2 separate regions of the Homo sapiens genome follow, and region 1 is linked to region 2. A link is a loop called in an ENCODE intact Hi-C map of the cell type or tissue named here. Cell type or tissue: mammary epithelial cell. All regions are shown on one strand. Each heading gives the region's core, and the rest is flanking DNA. Links, peaks and the distances in the headings are about the cores only. Region 1 overlaps SYTL2 (synaptotagmin like 2). Region 2 overlaps SYTL2 (synaptotagmin like 2).

Region 1 (5,341 bases), core at 342-5,341, 72 kb before region 2:
CTGGGATACACATTAGATGATAGTCTCTAACATAATTGCAAATTTGCAAGCGCTCCTTCTCCTGTGGGTCAGTTTACACTAGCAACTCATGGGCAGTTTAGTAAGAGCCTACCTCAACAAGTTTAACATGCTGGCTTTATTCTTGCCATTACATTAATTAATTATTAATTAATTAAATTTATTTACTTTAGAGATTAAATAAATTTAGAGATTTAATTAGAGATTTATAAATAAATATGTATGGTTTTAGAGATTGATATTTCAATTTCTTTCTTTTTTTTATTAACAACAAAATTTTTTAGAGGGGCTTCAACTTAACTGAATAGGATTAAAGGTGGATTCTTTGGTCAGTGTTCAAGAAGAGACCCTATAGCTACTTACAAAGGAGTCCACACCTCAAAGTAAGCCACTCAGTAAAGCTTATCTATTTTCACTGGAACGAAAAGGAGCTAAACAAATGACAAATTCTACTAAACTACAAGGAAGGCAATCAGCATCAGTTGTGCAACTTTGGTTAAAATGTCCCAGCCAAAAAACATTCTCTATCATTTCATCATTTTAATCAGGTAGCTTCTCATTCCTATTTGCTCTGGGGTTTCTCTGCTAAAATGTCCACATGTTGATTAAATAGCAAACTGAGACAAGCCCTACATTTTACAGCCTGGCCGCCAAAACCAACGCCCCCACGTTCATGTAGATGAATGTGGAGATCGACTCAGGTCATCAACTTAGCCAAGGCTGGAGCCAGAGAAATGTACCTGGCCAGGCAATGCCCTTAGGTGGCATCAGGTGAGTCATCTGGCCAAAGTCATACTCTAGAAAGGGAAGATTGTGCATATAATTGAAAATGAGAGGGAGAAAGTGGCAACAAAACACCACAGCACAAGGTATCTGAGGGAAGGAAAGTTCCGGCCTTGTATTTTGTCCCTAGCATTTAGCCACCACTGTGGTAAGATATTGCTCCCGAATGGGAAATTTGTGTCCATCTGTGGCACATCTTTGCGACAAATCTTACCAGACTTCTATAAAGGTTGCCAATTAAGGAAGAAATTCTAAATATTTCCAGGAGGAAAACTAGCTTAAATGTATTAAAGGTACTTTCCAAACCCAAAAAGTCATTTAAAAAGTATTTTTTGAAACCTAAAAGTTCTATAGGTAGATTAAAGAGAAGTCAACTCAGACTCTGAAACAGCCTTATAGGAAAGCTGTTTTACGTAATGCATTTGATTAAAAAATATAAATAATTTTTTTAATTAAGAAAGTCTCAGGAACACAGAAGTGGTAAGAAGAATTTAACATCATTTAAGAATTATGTAATGCATTTGATTAAAAAATATAAATAATTTTTTTAATTAAGAAAGTCTCAGGAACACAGAAGTGGTAAGAAGAATTTAACATCATTTAAGAATATCAAATTAATCCCAATTAAAAAAAATCATCCTTTACATCAGCATTCCATAAAGCAGACTCACTGTGAGTTAAAAAATTTTAAATGCTCACTGGAAGGATTTCTCCAGCTCTCTGCATTAGAACTGGTGTTTCCATCTGAAAAATCAGACTCAGAGAAACCTTCTTTTTCTTCCTCTTTCTCTTGTTTCATATATGGCGATGCTAGAGTCAATTCAACTTTACTTGTTTTTGTAGAGTTTTCTTTGTTCATCAGGAGAGGAATGGGTTGCCTATTTCTGGACACACTAATTGCTTCAGAAGCCTCTCCAAAGCCAGGTTCCTGAAGAGTCCCTTGTCCCCCTGCAACCCCACTTTCACTGTCCCTGTCCTCTGGGGGGGTTACAGTTTTAATGGTCCCTATTTCATGAGCCACATAAAGTTGTGGGGTTCTAGGGATCTCAACTCCACTTCTGGAACCACAAAAATCTACCAATAAATCAGTCACAAGTGCGTCTCCTCCCAACATTTTATCACATTGGTTGACTTGAGATTCCAAACCATTACTTTTATCCTTCATTTCAGAGGTCTGTGAGGCTGCCCTGTAAAAATGGGGCACTGTCCCCAAGAACCTGGTCTGCTCTGACTGTGAGGACTCCTTCTCGTGAGTTTCTTCTCTCACTGACACCTGGGGCTGATAAGGAGGAGCTTCAGTTATTTCTTTAAGAAGTTTCTCAAAACCAGCATCAAAAGCACTCTCAGTTATTAACGGAGCCTCGGCCTTTTCTACTGTTTCTTTTAATTCCTCAGGATGGCATTCAGAAGTGGCTCGCCTGGGCTCCTCTGTACTACCTATTAACTTTGATGGAGAAAGATTCCCTGTATCACTTTCATATTTTGAGGGGAAGGTTTCAGTTTCTTCCTTCAGTAGTTTTTCTAAGCCAGCACTGAATTCGAGGAACTCTGATTTGGGTTGAACAATTGTTTCCCTCACAATTTCTTCCACTTCCTGAGGGAGGCCTTTGCCATATTGAGCAACAATGGAAGCAAATGAGCTAAGCGTCTGGTCTGATGGAGACATTTGGGCAGCTAAATAAGATCCAACTTCATGAGTTTTATCAGGAACTACATTGGAGGAATAAAAATCCTTCCTGTCTGGAACTATGGTGTCCATCGTAGCCCATGGTGATATCACTCCTGGAGGATTTAGGGGGCTACATACTGGCTGTACTGCTTCAGGAAATTCTGGGTTCACTTCTCCAGGACCTACTTCCCTTCCAGCTGGATAACTTAACCATACTTCTCCACACAGCTTCTGTAATGCAGCACTTACATCATTCAATACAGGTCTGGGTGGAAGAATGACTTTCTCTACAGTCTCCGAAATTTCCGTTTGAGAAGGGTGTACCCTAGCCTGGGGAACAAGATGAGCATCCTGGGGAAAAAGCATATCTTGGGGAGGGCTGGCCACATCCCCAAAAGAACCCTTTCTGGAAAGCTGGGAAGTTGGATCCAATGGATGAGAATCTTCTGCAGCCATCTGAATCAAATTCTGTGTGCTTAGCTGGCACTCACCACTTTCAGCTTTCTTGAGGAGAGCTGTATTTCCAAAAGTTTCATCTCTCACTGGAAAAGGAGCTAGTATTTCTCTCTTATCAGCTGAAGTATTGTGACTCTGTTCTATCCCTTTTCCAAAAAATCTCCCCTCTTCCAGCTTAGAGTTGGTTCCAGTGATAACAGGCGCCAACTTGGCTTGCAAGGGAGAGGGTGAAGTTCCAGTTGCTTCCTTCAGGAGTTTGTCTAGACTAGCAGTCAAAGAGTTCCGTTTAACCTTTGGATGAACTACTGTTTTGTCAACATGCTCATTAATGATCTTCTCAGGTCCTTTGACTTCTTCCTCAGTATCAGCAAAATCTGTTTTTTGAGGCCATGTCCTATTTTCAGAAACACTTGGTTCAAGCACTTGTTTTCCATGAACTTTTCCACCAGAGGGTTGAATTGCTGGTGTTGAGGTTTCTGAAAGCAGTTTCTGCAAGCTGTCATTAAAAGTGTCTTTGCAGTCTTTAGACAAAACATTGGTTTTTATTATGGATTCTTGAATCTCTTGTTCTGAGTAATCCTTTTCTTCCTTAAACACTGGAGTAACAATCCCTTCCGTATTCTTTTCCACATTTTCCTTTGATGACTCATTTCCTGGCAACTGATAAGTATACTTTCTAAGTGGACTCAAAGGAAATGTGATTTCATCTGGTAGCACCTGGAGTATGCCCTTTGAATTTAATTTCTCCATTTCCTCTCTTGCCATAACTTTTTTTGGGCTTAGAAGCACCTCTGCTTCATGGGTATTTTTACCTGATAATTTAATGTCGCTGAATTCCTTGTGTTTCTGCCTATTAAAAGGTGCAGAATTTTTTTGGCTTGTGGTGGTAATATTCTTGTCATTATCCTTACTGTTTGAATTAGCTTCTAAGTCCCAAAACTTTCTCAAATTCTCAAACTGAGAGGGATTATAGACCTGTTCTGCATTGGGTTCATCCATTCTTTCTTTTAGGGACATAACTTTAAAGTTGGCATTTGATTCACGAACTAGAGGTCTGTCTTTCTCCAATGGAGCATGTCGTTCACTCCCGACATTTGAGGGAGGTTGCAGTGCTGGTAAAGTAATGTTTCTTCTAGAAGGCAAACTGTCTGCCACTTGTGATCTTTTTATAGGCTCATTTTTCTTATTCTGAAACAGAGACACTTTATCTGATTGCTCAGCTGAAAGATAGTATCTGGATGGACCTGCTATTTGTGGCTTGGTCTCTTTAGATTTATTTGAGGAATAAGAATTGGAGAGCTGGGATGCTTGATCATCCTCATCTAAGACCACTCGTTTGGGAATGGCCTGATTATATTCACTCTGGTCTGTAGATAAACTGTCCATGGATGATACACCCTGTGACTTCTTCACAGGCTGATATGCTTTAGCAGAAGGTTGTTCCTGGCTACATGAAGATGTGGGTTTTTCATGAGTTATCTTAGCACCAGCTTTCTCTCCTTCCCAAAAGGATATTCTGTCACTCACTCTTTTGTATTTCTCTCTCTGCACTTGGTTCTTGGGAACCTCACCAGCTTCTTGCTGGAATTGGACCTCAGGCTTCTTCCAAGGAGAGCCATTGTTGGCAACCCCAGGTGTTGACTTAATATTCTCTGGCTCTAAGGAGGCTTTCAGGATATAGGTATTTCCTACTTTGCTCTTTCTCTCTGCATTCATGTTATCTTTCAAACCTGGTTCTTTGACAACTGTTGAAGAGTCAAAATTCACTTCTGAGTGTCCTCTATTTTCTTCATGAGCATGAAACTTGGGTTCTTCTTCACCCAAGTTGCCAATATTATTAGTGTTGCATGGAACTTGGTTTTCTGCATCAGATTCCTTGAGAACACTGTAGGAATAGTTACTATTTGAAGGAGATGCCCCATTCCCTTTTCCTGGGCTTTTTGAATCTTGGCTATAGTCCATATTTTTACTCCCTTGACTTGGGGTGCCATAGCTTTCAAATGGTTGCAATATACCTGGGCCTTCCTTTGGGGTGCCTTTTTGGGACAAATTCATGAATTTGGATTTGATATTCACATTATTATCTTGGCAACTTTCAGAAACCAGCATATCTCCCTCTGCTTGGAATGGTGAGTCAGATCTCACAGGCTTCAATTCAATTTTGCTGGGTGATAGGGTCTTTGAGCCATTTTCTCTTAAAGTAGTGTCATCTGTCACCAAGTCAACAGCAACCTGTGATTTTGAGTCTGTTTTTTCTTTGGACTCTATTCCTCGGGGATGTTGGAGGAATGACTTATTGTCATCTGAATAAGAACTTCGGTTAAACCAGTCTAGAACTTTAAATATGGAATCATCAGTTGACTTCTTTATCTCAGTGGCATATGGACCAGAACGTGAAGATGTCTTAGCTTTTAG
Region 2 (5,383 bases), core at 101-5,100:
TCCCTATGTTTCCAGGGTGTCTCAAACCTCAGGCCTCAAGTGATCCTCACACCTCAGCCTCCCAAAGTGCTGGGATTACAGTCACGAGCCACCACGCCCAGCCAGTTTTAAATTTTAAAGGACAACAGAACAAATAACAAAACCTCCCACTTTCTCAAGGTCACAAAAGAGACTTTCATATCACCAAACTCAAAAGAATCCAGATTCTCAAATGGGCATCACATCTCTCCATGAATTATCCCTTGGTGAGGAAACTTGCATTTATCAAGACTTTTCTACTTGCTTGGGCTTGATTTCTGCTATTTGTCTGGTATTTGAAGGGAGGAAAAAAAATCATTATATTGCTGGGGACGTACAGGAAGTAAGTCTCAAACATGAAATTGAATTTGTATTTCTTTCTGAAAAGAAAAGTTCATTTGAGGTTTATACAGAAGTAAAAGAAAAGCAGAATTTCCAGGAATTGCTCCAGGAATTCATGGAAAGTAGATCCCTTCATCATTTTTTTCTAATAAAGAAAACCAAGAAAAAACAATAAAGAGATGGTCTTTCAAAATGCCTAGCTTCCCATTCCTTTACAATATCACTAAGGAGAGGTTAAGTGGCTGTACTTCGGTCTCCACATTTACATTTCAGAAGTATTGCCCACTGTGTGGCCTTGGGCAAGTTACTTAGCTTCCTCACTGGTAAAATATCTACTTAAAATTGTGTTATAAGGATTACATGCACTTGTATGTATAAAAGACTTAGTCTAGCATGAGTCCATAGTGAACCTTGTATTAGCTGTAATACTTATATTAGCTAATATAAGTATTAGCTGTTATTATTACTACCACCACCGCTAAGTTTATTTTCAGCCCCCCAAATAAAGTCACATCCCCCCAAGGAATAATGCTTGCATTTTATTTTCTGAAATGATGATGGCCTGGCTCCAGGCTCACCATCAGATCTAAAAAAAAACTGAACCCTCTCAGCCAGAGCACACTAATGTGAACTGGGGTCTGGGCTGCTCTGTGATTTGGGCAGCAGAAAAGGCCAGATACTTACGCCCAGTAGCCTGAGTTGCACTCATTTAACAAATGTTAATTGTATCCCTAGTCTGTGCCAGGCAGTGTACCAAAAATTTATTTGTTCATGATCAGCACTTTCACTGTATTTTCTAGAGCCCAAGGCCGTGTTTTTTGTTTTTTACTATAATGTGCTGCTTATGTTAAAAAAAGAAAAAGTTACATAGGAAACATTTTCCAGGATGAAACTAACAAGAATAGTAAAAGCCACTCCAAACCATCTATTTCTATCTTCTTCCTTATATTTCTACAATATAAAAATTTTCACCTTTTTAAATTTGATAAAGCAGATTATTCCCAGATGAGTTTTTGCCAAATATCTGCAAGAAAGGATGACTTCAGGTGAGCTGGCTCTGAAATCAGCAAACTGACAGAGCAGGCCACAACTCCCCTTCCCTCATATCTACCAAACTGCAAATAGTGCTGGGAAGGCTGCCACTCTGGAAATCCCAAAGGACTCAGGAAAGGTGACACACAAGCACAGAGCATACACATAAGCCATCATCACCAGGGGAATCTCCTGCTGTAAAAACTCTGAGTAGGCACCAGAAGCTTAAACTTCTTCATAGAAGAGCCTTAACATTCACTGAGGCTCAGGTTAGATTTAACCACTTACATAAGAACTGATCTAATGATTATTATTTTATGAAGTTGCATCATTGTGTTCAGGCAGCACAGGGAAGAAAAAGAGCACTGACTTGGGAGTCGGGCTTGAGCTTGAATTCCAGGGCTACCCCTTAAAAGCTGTGAGACTCTGGGCAAATATTTAACTTCTCCAAGTCTAATTTTTCTTATCTAGGTTATATGGCATCAAATTTCTACCTTTGAAGATCTTTGTAAGAATTAAAAGGATGATTCACGTTAAACACCCAGCTGATATCTGACACACCATAGAAACTTAACACGATATATGCTCTGACCAACTCTTATTTTGGGGCAGGAAAAATGTCCCAAGAACTCCTCCCCTGATTTAGAGAAATAATGAAAGTGAATCCGAGGCAAATATTGCCCCTCATTTTTCTAAGAGTCTAATTCTGATAAGTGATATTTTTAGGACTCTGACAGTATCTGAGATATTATGAAAAATGCAACCAAACCTTCTCCAATAGCTCTTTGTCACCCAGATCTTACAGTGGGCAATCAAGAAGGCTTCAACTTTCTCCTGCAGAGTACCATGAGCTTTGGAACTGGAGCCCACATCCTCCCAGCTCCTCTGTTCTAGTCTCTTTCTATCCAAATCCCAAATGCAGCTTCTAAAAAGAAAGATCAACTGTTTCCCCACAATCTATACACAGGATGGCACAGAGTGAAAGTAGGCAATTTGCCTCAACTTCTTTTCATTCATTCAGTAATATCTGTCAGGTCTGAGACTTGACTGATATATACTTTTAAATAAACTTAAATATATCAGGAAGCTAAGAGACTTTATAGTTCTTATATTTCCCAGGATCTAGGTTTAAAATCAAAAGGATTGAATTTGGGCTCACGCCTGCAATCCCAGCACCTTAGGAGGCCAAGGCTGGAGGATCGCTTGGGCCCAGGCATTCAAGAGCAGCCTGGGCAACATAGCAATACCCCATCTCTATAAAAAAAAATTTTAAATGATCCAGGTGCAGTGGCATGCACCTGTAGTCCTAGCTACTCAGAAGGCTGAGGCAGGAGGATTGCTCGAGCCCAGGAGGTCAAGGCTGAATAGCTAGGACTACAGGTGTGCAGCTCAAACCGACCATATTACTCTGGGCAAGCTATTCAGTTCTTCTGAATTATAGTTTCCCTAGCTGTGGAAACTAATAATACTTCCTACCTTATAGGATTATTTTAGCATTAAATGATATTGTATGTGAAAACATTTTGAAAACTGTAAAGTTCTATACAAATGTTATATTAGAAAATGTTAGTCTTTTTTGGCCAGGAGCAGTGGCTCACACCTGTAATCCCAGCACTTTGGGAGGCTGAGGTGGGAGGATCCCTTGAGGTCAGGAATTCGAGACCAGCCTGGCCAACATGGTGAAACCCCGTCTCTACTGAAAATACAAAAATTAGCTGGGCATGGTGGCAGGCATCTGTAATCCCAGTTACTTGGGAAGCTGAGGCACAAGAATCATTTGAACCTAGGAGGCAGACATTGCAGTGAGCTGAGATCAGCCACTGTACTCCAGCCTGGGAGACAGAGCGAGACTCCTTCTCAAAAAAAAAAAAAAGAAAAGAAAAAGAAAAAGAAAACATTAGTCTTTATTATTATTGTCCCTTTTGTCAGCTACAGCCTATGTGATCTAATAAAATCTTAAGAAGTCTGTGTTTATACACAGCTTCCCCAGCTGGCCATACCCCACCTGGCCACTCATCTATCTCATACCATACCTTAGTCTATACCCACTGATCTCAAGACCACAAAGTTTTTGTTGTTGTTGTTGTTGTTGTTCTTGCTGCTTGAGAAGGAGTCTCACTCTGTCACCCAGGCTGGAGTGCAGTGGTGCAATGTCGGCTCACTGCAACCTTTACCTCCCAGGTTCAAGAGATTCTCCTGCCTCAGCCTCCCGAGTAGCTGGGATTACAGGTGCACACCACTATGCCAGCTATTTTTTTTTTTTTCATTTTCAATAGAGATGGGGTTTCACCATGTTGGCCAGACTGGTTTCAAACTCCTGACCTCAAGTGATCCACCTGCCTCAGCTTCCCAAAGTGCTGGGATTACAGGCGTGAGCCACTGCACCCAGCCTATACCCACTGATCTCAAGTTCAGTTTTTTTGTCAGCCCTCCCATTCCCTGTTCATTTTCAAACAAACGGATCATCACAGCTTCTGACACTCTCAAAGTTTGAAATTTTAAAGCTTGACACTTATTTCTAAAAGGTGAAATGTGATTTGGTTTACGGAATGACAAGAGAAACCCGTGAAACTTTCTTAAGCACCTTCTTCACATGCCTAAATACATAGCGTCTTGAGAAATGGGCCCTTCTCTTATGTAAAGACCAATAACTTCTCAGAGTCTTTAATATCTTCAGAGTCTTAGCCAAAAACAAACCAAAAATAAAAAACAATTGGCTTCACATATGTGGCATTTCATGGTGCGTTGAAGGGATCTCCAAGTCCAGTCCCAGGTTTGATGATTCACTAGGATAACTCAACAGGACAACATACAGTCATATTCACAGCTATGACTTATTACAGTGAAAAGATACAAAGCAAACTCAACAATGGAAAAAGGTGCGTGGGGTGAAGTCTGCATAAAACTGGGTGGGAGCTCCCACGGGTCTTCTCCAAGAGGAGTCACACTGGACACACAAGTTGTGACAATGCATCTGAAATGTTACCAACCAGACTGTTCATTAGAGATTCAGTGCCCAGAGTTTTTAATGGGGACAAGTCATGTAGGCACCCCTTCCCTGGCATGTACCCAAATTCCAGACTCCCAGAAGAAAAGCAGGTGCTCGGCATAAACCATATTGCTTGCACAAACAGTTTAGGCACAGTGAGCTACTCAATCATTTAGATTTGTGGGAATCCTCCTGAAATCCAAGTTCCCTAATGCCAGCCAAAGGCCAACTTGCAAGCAGGCCTTTCTATGGACAGGCAGTTTCACACCCACTATGTTAATTCTTTTCTGCACACATGAGAATAAAAAGCCAAATATCTAATTAATTGATAACTGCCCATTGACCACTAAATTCTTAAAGCCCATCAATGTACTAAAAACCTTAAAAAGACAGGGAACATAACTTAGCACTTCAAAATATATTCATTTAACACACTTGTACTATCTCAGCCTTCTGGGCTTTGGGCATTAAGGAAATAGTAAGTCCCTTTAGTCCCAGCGCTCTAAGAACTTTTGGAACAAAAGGGAAGATAAGATGAGGACATAAAGAATGATAACACACAGTGGTATGTGATGATGGCCATAAAAGAGGTATAAGCCGAACACTAAACCAGTTAGAGGAGGGAAAGAAAACTTCCTGCCATGATGAACCAGGAAGATTTCAGGAAGAATTAGCATAGAGCTGCAGTTTTAAGAACAGCTAGGATTTCAGAGTTAGAAACAGGGTTAGGAAGAGCTCAACAAAAGGGACTAAAAGTCCATAAAAAGCATCCAATCTCCTTAATAACATGTACTACACTCTTCATGATCAGCCCACTACCTACTTCACTGGCCTCAGCTCCTGCCAGCCTTACCTTGAACATGAAACCATGCTTGCCATGCTATTTCCCAGCCTTTTGACCTTCTGATTCTTATTCACCCAGATCGCCTCTCAAATGCCACCTCTTCCAGGAAGCCCTACCTTGGCACTTGATCTCCCTTCCCTCTTACCACCCCACCTCCT

Evidence for each region. Peaks named below come from ENCODE experiments on the same cell type or tissue, not always from the same donor. Only the 100,000 strongest peaks of a DNase experiment are listed, where the experiment ranks them.
Region 1: it touches region 2 in a loop (2.3-fold over the local background); 4 of 110 quality-filtered maps call a loop at or near these places.

The regions. Positions count from the first base shown.
Region 1 is chr11:85,722,532-85,727,872 of GRCh38, forward strand. It overlaps SYTL2 (synaptotagmin like 2), which reads right to left. Exons shown (of 20, transcript NM_206927.4): 8 at 1,501-5,341. Among named protein-coding and RNA genes, the nearest start is that of CCDC89, 39 kb to the left of the region's middle. In mammary epithelial cell, for the core only: a CTCF peak has its summit at 3,162; DNase peaks (open chromatin) are centred at 740 and 3,570; H3K27ac peaks cover 1,770 bases.
Region 2 is chr11:85,794,376-85,799,758 of GRCh38, forward strand. All of the region lies in intron 1 of SYTL2 (synaptotagmin like 2), which reads right to left. Among named protein-coding and RNA genes, the nearest start is that of SYTL2, 14 kb to the right of the region's middle. In mammary epithelial cell, for the core only: no CTCF peak of the experiment used is centred there; no DNase peak of the experiment used is centred there.